2 separate regions of the Homo sapiens genome follow, and region 1 is linked to region 2. The links are chromatin loops, found by intact Hi-C in ENCODE. Cell type or tissue: MCF 10A. All regions are shown on one strand. Links, peaks and the distances in the headings refer to the core of each region. The heading gives the core; the rest is flanking DNA. Region 1 has its middle 220 kb from the start of IDS. Region 2 has its middle 150 kb from the start of FMR1NB.

Region 1 (8,346 bases), core at 118-8,117, 1.2 Mb before region 2:
GGTGTTTTTCTGAGAGACAGCACTAGGCTGGGCCTCTGAGGGGGTGGTGGGTATCATGCACTAACGATGCAGCAGGATACAAAGGGAGGAGTAAGCCGAGTGTGGTGGCACACACCAGTAGTCCCACCTACTCAGAAGGCTGAGGCAGGAGGATTACTTGAGCCCAGGAATTCAAATTCAAGACTACAATGAGCAATAATCACACCATTGCACTCTAGCCTAGGTGACATAGTGAGATCCTGACCTTCCCGACTAAAAAGAAGGGAGTGGTCACAGCTCCTGGAACACAATAGATGTTGAGTTTATGATGGCTCTTACTAATTCCTTCCTCCCACAACCTACAACTTGAGCCAAAGCTTTCTAAAATCTTGTCTTGAAAGCTTCATCAATAACAGGAAACGCATATTTACACAGGGTCCAGATGCTGCCTCAGACTCCTTCCCAACACAGCACTCAAGGCAGCCACTCCCACTCATTGAAAATTAGAAGGTGAGATCAATCGTTTTTGCTATACCTGATCCAGTTGCAGGCAGGCTAGCCTAAAGGAGTTATGGCTCCTGGCTGGTGATGTTCCAGGATGTCAGGCCAAATAGCCTCTGGCCCTTCCTCAGATACCTGAGATCCTCTGTGGGCCCCTTTTCCAAGCTGCGGAGGTGGGATTTGTGGGGCACGTGCCTAAGGAGCAGGCCTAGGAAAGAGTGAGATGAAGCAGGCTGGTCCCCATTGCCCACCCCTCCCACCTCAAGAGCCAACCAGAAAGATTAGTTCATCAAATAAAAGAGAAAAATGATTCCTACATTACTCTTAAATGGGTGATTATAAGATTTTGGGTAACAAAAGCAATAATGATTATATTGCTCAAATAATAAAAATGGAGAAGGGTTGCACATCTGAGCTGACCACATAGGAAGCATCAGGCCTAGCAGCAGGGGCACTGAGCAAAGAGCTGCTGGGGACCCCTGGCCACTGCTGCATGGGGAGAACAGCCATGGTGGAGAAACCTCATTTTCCCTGGGGACAAACCCAATTCTGCCCTCTCTTCGGAAACCTGGTTATTTCACTTATGTCTTCTTAAAACAAACAGAACAAGACAAGGGCTCCTGATGACAATAGCCTGATGTGCATTTGTTTTGGCACAACACTCTGGGACTGCCTTTGGAGTCTCTGACTACACTAGGGGGAGAGAAAGCTAAGGGTGAAGGAAGCCCTGGTCAACAGCTGGCCCTGTTGTTGGGCCAAGCCTCAAACAAGACCTGTTTTGATCTGTTCCTCGTCCAGCCACAGTGGACTCCTGCGAAGGAGAGACTACTGATGGCCTGGGGAGGTCCTTCTGTGAATCCTATGCTTTGGCCAAACCACATTCTTCATTGCTATGCAAGCACACCCATGCTTTCTTGCCTCTAGACCTTTGTGCATACAGTTTTGTTTTGTTTACCTGACAGCTACCCTATCTTGTGCCCTTTTGATTACTTTCTCTCAATGTCCAACTCACCTAAAAGACCCATCACAAGTGACATTTCCTCAGGAAGCCATTGCTGGCACCATCTCTCCCTACCTCCCTTCCTTATCTAAATTAATTTCTCTCTCTCTCTCTCTCTCTGTGTGTGTGTGTGTGCTTGAACTCTCTTTAAGAACCCAGGAATTTGTGCTCTTATTTTGGACATTTGTAACTCTGCTATGGGCCCATCTCCTCCACTAGACTGGGAGTTCCTTGGGGACAAACTCCAGACTTGCCTTGTCCCTGGAGTTCTCCAGGGGCTGGCCTGACTTGCAGTGGGCAGGAAAGTGTGCTGAATTGTATTTTGAGCTCAGTAACTCAATCCCAGGCTAGTTTAAGTAGGCTAAGGTATGGTCCTTAATGGCATTGCACTTCCCACCCTGTTGCCTGGCATGAAAGCATGTGTTTTCTAGTAGCATATGGCAGTGCCAAACCCTAATTGGCTAGGCCAGACCTCTGCTAACCCTCCATGGAGATTGATTGCTGGAACTGTACCCTAGTTCCTGAGTTGACAACAGACTTTCACTTAGCTTGTACCATCCTCTCTCCTATATAAATGGATGACAGTGTAGACCCATTAAGGTCTTAGCTTGGAGTGGTTGATCTAGGAAGAGGATGTCCTCGAGGGCTTTCTTATGCCTAGTGATCTCTGAAAAGTCCAAGACTCTATGTGATCTTATGAACTCATAGATCTCCAGTGTTAGAAGGACCTCAGAAAGTATGCACTATAACCCCTTCAGCTTAAAAGTATGGTAACAGAGGGGGCATATGAATTGTCTAGGGTCACAGAGCAAATCTATGGAAGGGATAGGAAGAAAATCTAGGTCTTCCGACTTCTGGCCAGTTATTCATTAAGTACATCCTCCTTTCTCTGTTTCCTGGTCACCCAGTTAACAAGACACGGTTAAGGATGTATGTAAACTGGTGAGGGGCTTGAACATTTCTGGGTTTCAAGTGTATAATTTTTAGAAAGCAATTTATCATGATTTATAATTGATTAATATAGAATGCCCTTTCAATATGCGGAGCAAAATTGTCATTAATAATTCACTGGATTCTACATTTGAGTGACTGTATAAATTGTTAAAGCAGTTGGAACTCCAAAATCCCAGAGCAGAGTGTCAAAAGTCTCATGGTGAAAATTCTCTAAATGATTATTGTCAATGTTGATGAGACTGCGATAAGACTGGATCCCTGGGATGTTTTAGGGACTGTGCAAATTGGAGCCGGCCCTTGGGGTTGCATTGCGTGTCATCCACTCACAACAGACTCGCTCATTCACTCTCATTTGTCTAGTCTTCTACTACATATGTGCCAGCCCACTCTGTCCTTTGGAATCTCACTTCTCCTAAGCTATGCTATGGAGTGGCATTTGGTCCCCAGTTTCCTGTAAGTAATGCCTGGGAAAGACAAAGTTCTATACTTAAGGGTGGCCACTGCAGCATTCTTTATAAAAGGGATATATACAAGTTACTTAGAGGAGACTGCTGAGTTTACTCAGGACCCATCACTGACGGATGATGTAGAACTTCAGACAGCTGGCTATAAAGACAATGTAGAAGCACATAAGATGCTTATGGTCAGCGAAACAAATGCCTTCTGTAGAGCAGGACTGCCTGAAACACTATTATGTCCATGCAAAAATGTGACTGATGTAAACAGGGGCTGGAAAGGGGTTATTCAAAATGAAAGTGTTAGCTTTGCTGTGGAGGTACGGTTGTGAGTGGTCCTTCTGTTTCCTAATTCCAGTTTGCTTGATTGATTTCACCTATTCACTTAAAAGGAAACAAAGCCTGATGTCTGCGGTCAATGCAATATGGTGTAGTTTTGGTCTTCTGCCAGCAGGTGGAGATGCCCCGCTTTCTGTTTCCTGGCAGTCAAGCTACCAGAAAAAAAAAGCCTTGGTCTCAGTTGGAAAGTCCTATAGATTCTCTGCATTTTTATTTAAATATCTAACCATGAATTCTCCAGCACCCAATGAGCCCTGAAAATTATTTCTGATCAGATTATGTGGCTTCAAGGGAACAGATCCAAGTTTTAAAGGCCTGAAGCTTACATAATTTGGGAGGCCTTTTTGAGAAAAATAATTCAAAATTACAAAATCAAGTGCAGAGCCTTGTAAGGGGCCCCTGCAAACATGGCCCATTGAGCTGAGTCTTCATGAGCTTCCCAATAAATCCACTTGAGACTGCTGTTCTTCACAGTCCATCTGGCCTAGGGAGGAAGGGCATTGCCATGGGAAGACCACAAGCTCTTTGAGGGATGGGTCATGTCTTTATCCCATCAGGCATTGGTAAAAGGTTTTTGACTTCCCTGTTCTTTTCAGTTTAATGCCGAGTGTTTAGTAGGTACTCAGTGACTGGGTATTAAATCAGAGGAAGCAGAAACAGGGGCTAGGAAGAAGCCTGGAACCCAAACTCACCTTGTATGGCAGAGGAAGCTTGAAAGTCATGCCTCTTCATCTCATTCTTCTGAGAGCACCAGCTAGCTGGATGGCAATGACCAGAAGTGCTGCTCTGTGGGCTTCCCACACATCAGCTACCACATGCAATTCATCTCTGGATTCCGGAGGGTCTGGATTATGCAGTCTTATTTATATAGAGAGAGTTTGACAACTTGAAAGACCCCTTCAGCATGAAATAGGTAAGGGAAGATTTTCCTTTAAATTATCCTTAAATTAAGTTTAAATTTAAATTCAAATTAATATGCACAAATAGTTGTGTCTGCAATTCATCTTAATTGCCCTGCCCCATTTTCTTCCTATACTTTATATACAGGTAGTCACAATCCTCCTTAATATAAGCATTCTGGTGACTGGCTACTTTCTTTGACCCTTCTGTTTATAGGAATGGTTAATCTCTCTCTCACACAACCATGGCATCTCCTTCTGGAATCATACCACCTGCTTATTCTGGTCTATAATGGATCAACCAGCAGTGGTGTCTGATCCTTATAATTTTTGTAACTTGTCCCTAAGGATAACTCCATACTGAATAGGTTTCTTCCTTGTCCTGCCTCCCTCACTACATCATTTGGGTTCGACTAGGCTGTAACAGCAAATAAACCCATACATCTAATGGCTTAACAGAAAAGAACTTTACTCTTTGTGCATGTAATAATCCAGAATGGCCCAAGAGTGGCAAGGGCCTCTGTTCCACACAGTCATTCAGGAGCCCAAGCAGAAGGAGGCTCTGCCTTCTTTAGCACATGGCTTTCAGCATCACTGTGATTATCTCCAACCCAATTAAGCAGAAAAGGAAAAACACACAGGTGCCCATGTTAAAGTTTGTAATGGGCCAGCCCTAGAATTTACACACCTTGCTTCTGCTTAAATTTCATCCACTAAATCTTAATGACATGGTCACATGTAATTGCAAGGGAGACTAGGAAATGTAGTCTTATTGTGCATCCAAGAAAAATAAATAGATTCTGGTGGACAGGTAGCAGTCTCTGCCATATCACATATAGCATGGCATATATTAATAAGCAGTTTAGGTTCCTCCCAGACATTAATTTTAAGATGTTAGAGTAAGAATGTTTTTACTTTTCGCTTTGAAACAAAATTGGGGAAAAATGAATGAGAAACAAAAACAAAGACAGTATTTTTGTTGAAACTGGGAAACTCCTATAATCAGGAACCAGACAAATAAGATGGGATGTCACATGCAGTGAACTTTGGACTGGAGTGATGGGGGCTCCAATAGAAAATAACTGCTTTTCCAAATCTTGAGGAGAGCTGGCAGAGCACAAAATTCTCCAAAGTAGGTGACCTGCTCAGAGGGCAAATCTAATAATTTTTTGTTTGGAACAATAAGATCTGGGTGGCTGTTTAGCTGAGGGAATCTCCCCAACTTCCTTGGATACTTTAAAATGGCAGGGGAGGTAGGAATGAGTGAGAAAACTCACGGATACTCCATCTTTGTAAATGTGCAGCATGTAGAAGAAAAACTGTGGGTGTTAAGCAGCTCTGTAGCAGCCATTCTTTGTGAGCTAAGAAGAAAGGTTAAACCACCTCTCAGTCACTCTCTATTGCACATGAAGCACATTCACAAAACCCGCTTCACAACCTTCTCCCACAAGACCATGAATCATAAAGGATTTTTCTAAGAATTAGGGGATTTTCTACTAACGCAGAACACAGCCCCAGCCCCTCTTCCACACTACTTCTTTCAAATACCTGCTCTAGGAAGATTTCTGCTCACTCAAGGATGACTAATAATAAAAAAGGAACAAGGAGATCCATACAAAAATGTCACAAAATGGTGGAAAATAGCAGGACAAAAAAGGCAAACAGCCTACACAGTATGAACATTTTGATGTGGAGTAGATGAAAATCATGACCAAATATTTGTTTAAGAACTCAATAACTTAACAATGGAAGTAATTTGTGAATTAAGAGCTTAATGCAGAGGTATAAGGAATCAAGAAAAGCAACAAAAATTAAAATTGAGCTGCCTGTATCTAGGACACAAAGTAGAAGAGAAAACTAAAATCATCAGAGAAATTATGGTTAGCTTGTAAATAGTAGTAAATGGTGACACAATATTATCATAGTAGCTGATGTAAGAGTACAGATTGTTGACAACAGAAAAATAGATAGCAGCTTTGAGGCAATTGAGCAAAATGAAATGGAAATTATAAAAAGTGATTAGAAGAAAATTGTAGATATGGAAGACAGGCAAAGACAGAATTAATGTTTTCTTCTTTAAGAAGAAAAAACTAGAGAAGTATAAAATATCCAAATATGTAAATTTAAAAACTTTACTGATATTAAAAAAGATTTGAATCTAAGGATCTAAAGGGCATGGTGTTTCTTAAGGAAAAAAATGTCTAGTCAGCACTGAACCATAGTCTAGTAAGGTTTCCTGAAATAAAGACAAAGAAAAATAATCCTATGGGGCATCTAGGCAAAAATGATCAAACTACTATAACAGCAAAATAAAAAAACACAAGTTGGCTTTAGGCTATCCTACATACAACATTACATGACAGTAGAGAAGTACTTAAAAAATTACCAAAAAAAAGATGATGTGAGCCAGTAAATTTGAGCTAGCTAAATTGTCATTCAGGTGTAATGGTGACAGATAAATATTTTCAAATATGCAATAATGTTTCATGGGCTGTAGTTTCCAAGAACACTTTTTTGAAGACACTACTAGAAGATAAAGTTGAACCAAAAGGTGAATGGGAAAAACGGTGGCAAAAATAAATGTAGAACTATGGTTAAAGGTTATAACAATTATGGGAACTACCACTGCAATATACATGTAAATGTAATCAACCACGATGATGAAGAAATATTAAAATACCCAGTAAAAATTAGGGAATGTAAGGGGAGAGAAAGTGAGATTGTGCGTGTAAGATGGCATGTTTATTTTTTATAGTGGGTGGGGTCAAAATATTTTTAAAGGTGGCCATTGAAGTTTAAAAGGTATAAACCTATTTAAATGTATAAAATTAACCACTAGAAAAACTAAGGCCAGTAGTATACCCCACAAAATTAAAAGGTGGAGGGCAAGGGGAGTTAGAAGTAGGGACATTTACTACTGTTATTGAAGAGTCAATATAAACTAGCTAAATAAATAGAAGATTAAGTACAGCCTATAAAATTATTTTTACAGAGGCAAACATTAAAAATAAAATGACACTATACACCTTAAAAAATAACCGGAGACCCCAAATAAAACAAAGGAGAGAAATCAAAGTTTTTTAAAAAATTGTAACACTCATACTACACATATCTACCCTATCAATACACAGGAAAAGAGACACTCATATTCAGTGACAAAGAAAAACCCAATTAAGTACTGACTGTAATATACTCATCTAGAATGAAATGACTCAGAAAAAATTGAAAGCAAATGAGTAGGCAAAAGCATATTAGAAAAATGGAAATAAGAAGAAAGCAGACAGCTGAAAATTAATATCAGACAAGACTGAATTCAAGGAAAAGTGAACCAAAGAAGGGCAGGGTACAACACATAATGAAGGTCTAACAGCAATGAATATCTATGCACCAAGTAACATATCAAAATTTATAAAGCAAATCCAGGCATGGTGCCTCTCACCTATAATCCCAGCTACTCAGGGGGCTGAGGTGGGAGGATTGCTTGAGGCCAGGAGCTCAAGACCACTCTGAGCATCATAGCATGACTCCATCACTAAAAATAAAAATAAGAAAAAAATTAGCAGGGTGTGGTGATGCACTTCTGTAGTCCCATCTACTTGAGAAGCTGAGGCAGGAGGATTGCTTGAGCCCAGGAGTTTAAGGCTACAGTGAGTTATGATCATGCCACTGCACTCTGGCCTGGGCAACACAGCAAGACCCCTGTCTCTAAGAAAGAAAACAATTATAAAGCAAAATGTAGAGAATACATAGAGAACTAGAAACACATATAGAGTAGTTCTATATTTATTTAGCTACACCTTTCCATAACAAATAGTCAAAAAATAAGTAGTCATGGAGGACTTAACCAAATTAATAAGGTAATTTAAAAATCTATTTTATTAATATCTAATCAATAGTTAAATCAATTACATATTCTTAAATCAGAGAATACATATTCTTTTTAAGCACCCATGGAATAATCATAAGAACTATTTAGAGCACCAAGAAATCACTGATGCCAAAACCTTAAAAAGGGTGCTAGATTTTCTGTTGTCAACTTGGTATTATCCCCACCCCTTTGGAGAAACAAGGGAATACATTTCCCAGAATTACCTGCCATGTAAGTCTTCTGGGTTAGACTTAAACAAATAAGAGGAAATCTTAAGAGATTTAGGAGACAGAAGAGAAGCAGAGGCCATTTGTCTTTGGACATAGTGCAATGAGACATATGAGCCATGTT
Region 2 (8,346 bases), core at 171-8,170:
ATCAACATGGTGAAAATGGCCAAACTGCCCAAAGTAATTTATAGATTCAATGCTATCCCCATTAAGCTACCACTGACTTTCTTCACAGAACTAGAAAAAACTACTTTAAATTTCATATGGAACCAAAAAAGAGCCCATGTAGCCAAGACAATCCTAAGCCAAAAGAACAAAGCTGGAGGCATCACGCTACCTGACTTTAAACTATACTACAAGGCTATAGTAACTGAAACAGCATGGTACTGGTACCAAAACAGAGATCTAGACCAATGGAACAGAACAGTGGCCTCAGAAATAATGCCACACATCTACAACCATCTGATCTTTGACAAACCTGGCAAAAACAAGAAATGGGGAAAGGATTCCCTATAGTTGGGAAAACTAGCTAGCCATATGCAGAAAACTGAAACTGGACCCCTTCTTTACACCTTATACAAAAATTAACTCAAGATAGATTAAAGACTTAAACATTAAGACCTAAAACCATAAAAATCCTAGAAGAAAACCTAGGTAATACCATTCAGGACATACGCATGTGCAAAGACTTCATGAGTAAAACACCAAAAGCAATGGTAACAAAAGCCAAAATTGACAAATGGGATCTAATTAAACTAAGGGGCTTCTGCACAGCAAAAGAAACTATCATCCGAGTGAACAGGCAACCTATGGAATGGGAGAAAATTTTTGCAATCTATCCATCTGACAAAGGACTAATGTCCAGAATCTACAAGGAACTTAAAGAAATTTACAAGAAAAAAAACAAACAACCCCATCAAAAAGTGGGCAAAGGATATGAACAGACACTTCTTGACTTTTTAATAATCACCATTCTGACTGTTGTGAGATGGTATCTCATTGTGGTTTTAATTTGCATTTCTCTGATGATCACTGATGTTGAGCTTTTTTTCATGTTTGTTGGCCACATATGTGTCTTCTTTTGAGAAGTGTCTGTTCATGTCCTTTGCCCACTTTTTAATTGGGTTGTTTTTTTCTTGTAAATTTGTTTAAGCTCCTTTTAGACCCTGGATATTAGACCTTTGTCAGGTGGATAGATTGCAAACATTTTCTCCCATTCTGTAGGTTGTCTGTTTACTCTGATGATAGTTTCTTTTGCTGTGCAAGAGCTCTTTAGTTTAATTTCATCCCATTTGTCAATTTTTGCTTGTGTTGCAATTGCTTTAGGTGTTTTTGTCATGACATATTTGCCCGTGCCTGTGTTCTGAATGGTATTGCCTTGATTTTCTCCTAGGGTTTTTTTTTTTTTTATAGTTTTGGGTTTTACATTTAAGCCTTTAATCTAACTTGAGTTAATTTTTGTGTAAGTTGTAAGGAAGGGGTTTAATTTCAATGTTCTGCATATAGCTAGCCAGTTATCCCAGCAACATTAATTACATAGGGAATCCTTTCCCTATTGCTTGTTTTTGTCAGGCTTGTCAAAGATCAGATGGTTGTAGGTGTTTGATCTTATTTCTGACTTCTCTATTCTGTTCTATTGGTCTATATGTCTGTTTTTGTAAAACGTGGTGTGCATTTCTAGCACACCCCAATTTGGATGCTAAATGTTCATTGGAAATATTTGATCTCTATTTAGAGCTAATAACATTTATAGTTGACAAAGTAGATTCATATGCCCAAGCTGTTCCAAGCATGTGAAAGTTTTCCAATAACTGAATCAAGTACCAGTTTTAAAATATAAATCAATCAAAATTCATTTTAATAAGTTCCTCAGTTGCACTACACATTTTAGGTGTTGAAGGTCACATACGACTACTGTATTGGACAGTTCAGGTCTAAGATATGGGCAATAGGGGCCTAAAACTTTAGCGTATGAGTCACAGGAGCATTTTGAGTATTCCTAAGTTCATTTTGCTGTTTTCAGGAGCACAGACTATATTTGTATACCTGGTCAGCTACTGCATACATGTTGTCCAGTAGTCACAAGGTAGCCTTATCAGAGGATAATGTGGGTCCCTGTAACATCAGCCCTACTGCTTGTAAACACAACTCTAACATAAGCTCCTTGAAATCAGGATGCAGTACAGATTCAACCCACAATGCCACTCCCAGTACCTAGCACAAAATAAGCATTTGACCAATTCTTATCAAATGAATGACTGACTACCCTCCTGAGAGTTGACCAATTGACTCCTTTTCATGTGCTTTATTATGTGAACATCATTCACACTCGGCATCAGTCAGCAGACTGTGAGCTCACATCCATTATCTATAATAGAGACTCATAGCAAGCCTACTGTCTACCCTGTGCCTCCTAAAATAGATGCCTGCTAATTGCTGGCAATTTCAGAAGTTTAGTTTGTCTGTTAAAATATAAATACTCCCAACATGAGTGAGATGTTATACAGGTCTCTTAAAGTGAATAAGTCATACCTTGACCAAGGCAGACACTAAGGACCTGAAAACAGAAGAGGCACCACCAAAGGTGGATAAAAGAAGGATACAGAATGGGAATGTAGAGGCATGAAAGTCAAACAGCACTTCCTCCACTATTTGGCCCTCAGCCAGCACTAATAGTATATGGTACTTCATCTTTGCCCTGTACAATATTGCATACTTCCAATGTGGAATATGGGAGGAAATTTAGAGTAAGAAAATTACACCCACTAGGGTGACTACAAGAAAAATGAGAAATAATAATTGTTGATGAGGATGTGGAGAAATTGGAACATACCTACACTGCTGGTGGAAATGTAAAATGGTGCAGCCACTGTGGAAAACACTAGGGTAGTTCCCCCGTAAGCCAAACATCTAATTATCATGTGATCCTGTATATTAGTAAGGGAGCTATCTGGGCATCCCTTTGCCTAGTCAAGTTGACACATAAAATTAACCATCACACCCAGCAACTCCACTCCTTATGTATATTACTCAAAAGAATATAAAATGGGTGTTCAAACTAAAACTTATACACAAATGCTCATAGCAGCACTTTTCACAATAGCCAAAAGGTGGAAACAACCCGAGTGTCCATCAAGTGATAAATGGATAAACAAAATGTCATCTATTTTTACAATGGCATATCATTCATCCCTATAAAGGAATGAAGTGATGAGTATGCTACAACATGGGTGACCCTCAAAAACTTTAAGCTAAGTTAAAGAAGTCAGTCACAAAAAGCCACATATTATATGATTTCCTTTATATCAAATATCCACAACAGGATAATCCATAAGGACAGAAAGCAAATTAGTGGTTTCCAGGGACTGGGTGAAGGGTAAAATGGGGAGTGATTGCTTCATGGGCATGGGGTTTCCTTTTGGGGTAATAAACATGTTCTGGAACTAGACAGTGGTGACCATTGCACAATATTATGAGTGTACTAAATGCTACTACATTGTACACTTTTTAATGAATAAAATGGTAAATTTTATGTTATGTGTATTTTATCACAGTTTTTAAAATATTAAATAACAAGAATTATAAAGTCCAACATTTCTTTTTTTCCAAAATAATATTGAATTTTAATAAATAGGAGGTTTAACCAGTCTTCTTCCCTCTCTTCTTTCTTCTTGGATTTTCTTCCCCTTCGCTTTTTATTCTATATGGTATAAGGCTAATCTGTATCCCTACAATTCCTTTGTTTGCATTACAGCTTACAGGTGCTCTAATCAGTAATCTTTTAATGTTTTCATTTTATTTAATGCAATTGAACCTATCACACTATTTTCAACAAATTTTCATTCTAACACTGCCTGCCCTACCACGTATCAAGAACCGTGCAAGACACTTCATATATACATTTTCTCAATTAATATAAGAGTCAAAGATTTTTAAATTGGAAATGGCAACAATATTGTTTACAATCAAATTTTCAAAGAACAAAAATAACTTACAGGTACCAAAGCTGAAAGACCAACAAAATGATTCTAATTTGGAAAACCTTATTTTCATCTTGACAGATGCAGTCATTCACTACTCAAATGCATACTTACTGAGTACCTATTATGTAGCATTGCCAGTGATGGCAAAATGTAATGAATTTTTTCCTGAAATTGATTTTGACTGGGCATTAAGAGTCACATAGTCACTGAAGAAAACAGAAATACTAGTCTGCAAATGGACAAATGGGAAGGACTAAAGAGAGTGTGTTTTCATCATATTTGTGTGTGTGTGTGTGTGTGTGTGTGTGTGTGTGTGTGTGTGTGGAGGGGTTAGAGATAAACAAGACTATTCCATATATTCCTATATGTATTTTTTTTCTTTTTATATAATACACTGAAGTCCCACTATTACACCATCCTTAGGGAAGGGCCATGAAATTGTTTGGTAATAGTGAGTCCATGATTCATCAAAGCGTTTCCAGCATTGCCAGTGATTGAATGCCACTGGACCTGGTCCAAGGTGTGTTATGCCAAGTTTCATGCTATGTACTGCATAGAGAAGGTTGGATGATGTTTGGAGGACTGTATGTCATGTTCTGCTTCCAAACCATCTACTTTACTATTGTTGTGAAATACAGATCTCTCAGACAGGAAAAAAAAAAATTGATTTGACTCAAGTTTTGCCTACTGTTTCTGATGCCCAGGAGTTTTAGCTATATGTTAAGAGGACATGGCACAAGAAGAATTTTTTAAAGTCTCACACATATGTATCACTGGAATCTGAAATAAGGAAATACTGAGAAAAACAACAACAAGTTCTTGGGAGAACAGCTGGGCTGCAAAGAGAGCAAAAATTACATAAAAGAAACAAGTGGATCACATCCCAAATCTGAGAGTTTCTGCTCAGTGATGGAAGCTTCTGATAAGTTTCTCTGCTCATGCTTTCTATGTATCATTTATAAGCTCAACTATGAAAATAAGATAATACTTCAAATATAAAGTAAAAGTAATAAGTAATTGTTGAATGACTGAACAAGAGGAAAGGTGAATTATAAAAGGTTGGAAAGAGCAAGGCTTATGTAATTTGCAGAAAACTTGAGGTATTTTTTGGACTTCCTTGCCCTCTTTTTTCACACAAGCTGAGTGGGAGTGCCTAGTACATATCTGTCATTTCAGTTTATCAGTTAACCTGTGCTAAATTCCTTCACTTAAGAGACACTTATGTATATACAAAATTAAAGCCCCAAATAATAAATTTAAAATGTATAAGATTCAAAAAATTATTATTAAAAATACTACCCTACTGTGGTGAGACTCTAGATCAAATGGGTTCATAACTATTATATCATTGAATATTTAACGCAAGTAATGTGAAACTTTTTATAATACATTCTTCTGATATATGTATATTCATATTTACATTTTCTAGGTAAATGTATTTCACAGATGCTGTCACTGTCAGTAAATTAATTTTGCCAGCAGCCCTAAAATGCCAATTCTACACAAAAGGCAAAAATAAAAGCAATAGCCCCCAATTGAAAGTCCTCTTTGAGGCCATACAAATCTTTGTCAATGATATATAAAATGGACTTGGTATTCAATAGCCAGGATAGTGGCCCAGTATACTGCTGTAAGTGTATGTAGAGCCCCCTTGGGGAACTACAATGATAGAACCTATGTTTGGGAGACCCAATCCTCATGCCAGCAGTTAGCTTATTTGCATTTTTTAAATTTGAATTTTTTAACTCCATGTGCAGTGCACTTGGTTAGCTACCTAACTTACAACTGTGACAGTAAGTACACCTAATGGCACCTGTATAAACAGAAACCTCATTGTGATTTTCTTCTGAATGGGGCTCGTCCAACATGCAAGTATTACTACAGACATGTCTCTTCTTCATTTAGGCAAGCAAGTAACTGAGTCCTTAGAGGAAAGCATTCTCACAGGCTCTTTTTGCAAGGTTGGCGGGTCGGGGGGCGGGTTCTTTTACTGTTGTGATGAGGACAGAGTAAAGGGAGAGGGCTTTTTTCAATAAATACACTACTTATGAGAAAACTTGAATACTGAAACAAGATTGAAGAGGGAGCACATTTATCAATGGCTAGGGTTTGGGGAATAGAGGAGATTTATTCAAACATTAAACCTCTCATGTTTCCTCTGTTTTCATGGGAGATATTTGTATTTTAATACCTCTGCATTCCAGCTTCTCCTCTTACTGGATGTGAAGTTTCTACCTCGTGTTCATGACTATGCTGTCAGCTAAATGATCAATCATGCTATTGCCGATTTTGCATTGAGACTTCACGGCAGGGTGAAATCAGAGAACAAAATGGCTGTGGGGGAAGAATTTGTTTAAATACAGCTAGTTTGGGGAACTGGCAAAATGGTAAGAAAAATGATGAAAAACATATGAAGTGTAAGTGCAGCTATCTTTAAGGCAGATCCATTTCAAAGCTTTCCACAGCATGAAAGTCATTGTGTGATGCATGTCAGTGTTAGACTAGTAAAATACTGTAATTAGGATGGAACTAAATGCCAATATTTCAGTCTGTAGACTGTGGGCAGATTTGTATTTACTGCATGTCTCTAAATAATATGAATACACTGAAGGCTACTTATGAAATGAAGCTTGATTTTATATCTACAACCAGAAAAAAAAGGTTTAAGAAAGCCCAACAGCCACAAATCCCAAGTAAGAAAAATAAAGGGGGTCAGCATGAAGCCCCATGGTATCTTGATATCTTTGAACCTATTCTGTATGTGTGGAGTCCCATATGCAACACAGGAGTCAGGAAGAAAGAAGGAACTCTGTGTTATAAACACTGCAACAGTGGTTTGGAAGCAAGATATTCAAGTAGAAGGCACATATGCCTGGGTTATGATTCAGAATTGAACCTCTTCAATGTAACTTCAACAAGCAAGCAACGCCTACTTCTTTTAATATTGCTATTACATTTAAATGCAAGTTTTGAGTGACTGCTTTGTAAAGATTCAACTGATGGAAATGATCTACTATTACAAGGGCAGATCATGCTTGCTTAAAATCAATCATTTTAACTCCGCCTTTGTAATACATTCATGATACAAACATTATTTTCTTCATGCAAGTCCTGCTATTAATTCTAATCTTATAGTGCTCTCTACTGGTGATAAATGATTTGAAACCTCATTAGATATCAAAAGACCTAATTAACTTCTCATCTTAGGCTCACATTACCGTGTGAGTCCACCTTGACACCTCCAAATTCACTACACAGTGCGATCAGAAGCCAAGGTGCACGGAAAACCTCCCTCCTGTAAGGAGCCAGAAAGGCATGACCCCGCACTTCTGCTATAAATCATTGCATCAGGAGCACCCAGGAGAAAAGGCCCTCAGCTTTGGAACAGGAACATTTAGCCCTGTCGGCTGCGAGGCAGGTCAAGTAAAAAAACTGAATGAGGAATAAAGAATTGGATTGGAATCCTTTCTGGCTTTGGGTCACAATAGCCTTGTCACTCGAGTAAGTCACTTTTACCTCTTCGAGGCTTCATTCTCTCATCAGTAAAATATGAATGATAATTCCGACCCTGGCTGTTTTGCTGGGTTGTTGTAACAAATGAGATCATAGGTAAGAGAGTACTTCATAAAAATTATATTATCATCATTATTATTACAGTAAAAGAAACACTATTTTCTTTAGATCAATGAACTTTAAACCTTTTTAGTTTTTTTTTTTAATCAGTGGGACGGACTTTTAAAATCAATCTTACATGGAACCTTAATATATAGAACAGATTATATCAGAAGAGTTTTGTTGTTTAATTTCAAATATATAACTATTTAAGTTGGTACAAAAGTCAGTGTGTTTTTTGCAATTAAAAGGAATGGGGGAAGAATTTGTTTACAAAATGGTAAGAAAAATGATGGAAAATATATGAAGTATGTTCAAAGTAGTGGGATTAAAAGTAATGGCAAAAAGCGCACTTACTCTTGCACCAACCTAATATTTACATATTATCAAGTCGGTTAATGAGAAGAATGAAACTGTCTGGATATACATGAAATTTTGAAATTTGGTATAATGGTTATCAATTGCACTGACATTTGTCTCGATGTCTAATTTATTTCTGGACTTCCTTTGCTTGCCTAGTATCAGAAAAATTATGATTCATATACACAAATGTCTGTAAATGATATATTTTTAAAATTGCTTAGAAATCTCAGCATATTCTTCAACTAAAATGATACAGAACCTTGAACAGTAAGTGGTAATAATAATATCTACTGCTCATGAATATTCTCTACATACCAGGTGTTTCTCTAAGGACTTCATGTATGTTAACTCACTTTTTTTTTATTTCCGTAGGTTATTGGGAAACAGATGGTGTTTGGTTACATGTGTAAGTTCTTTAGTGGTGATTTGTGAGATGTTGGTACACCCAACACCCGAGCAGTATACACTGAACACTATGTGTAGTCTTTTATCTCTCACCCCCTTCCCACCCTTTCTTCCTGAGTCCCCAAAGTCC

The links. Hi-C counts contacts between places; a loop is a spot of excess contacts. Peaks named below come from ENCODE experiments on the same cell type or tissue, not always from the same donor. Only the 100,000 strongest peaks of a DNase experiment are listed, where the experiment ranks them.
Region 1: it touches region 2 in a loop (29-fold over the local background); 29 of 110 quality-filtered maps call a loop at or near these places.

Annotation. Positions count from the first base shown.
Region 1 is chrX:149,282,039-149,290,384 of GRCh38, reverse strand. No RefSeq gene overlaps it. Among named protein-coding and RNA genes, the nearest start is that of IDS, 220 kb to the left of the region's middle. In MCF 10A, for the core only: a CTCF peak has its summit at 3,369 (motif pointing right); a DNase peak (open chromatin) is centred at 3,354.
Region 2 is chrX:148,131,949-148,140,294 of GRCh38, reverse strand. No RefSeq gene overlaps it. Among named protein-coding and RNA genes, the nearest start is that of FMR1NB, 150 kb to the right of the region's middle. In MCF 10A, for the core only: no CTCF peak of the experiment used is centred there; a DNase peak (open chromatin) is centred at 4,344.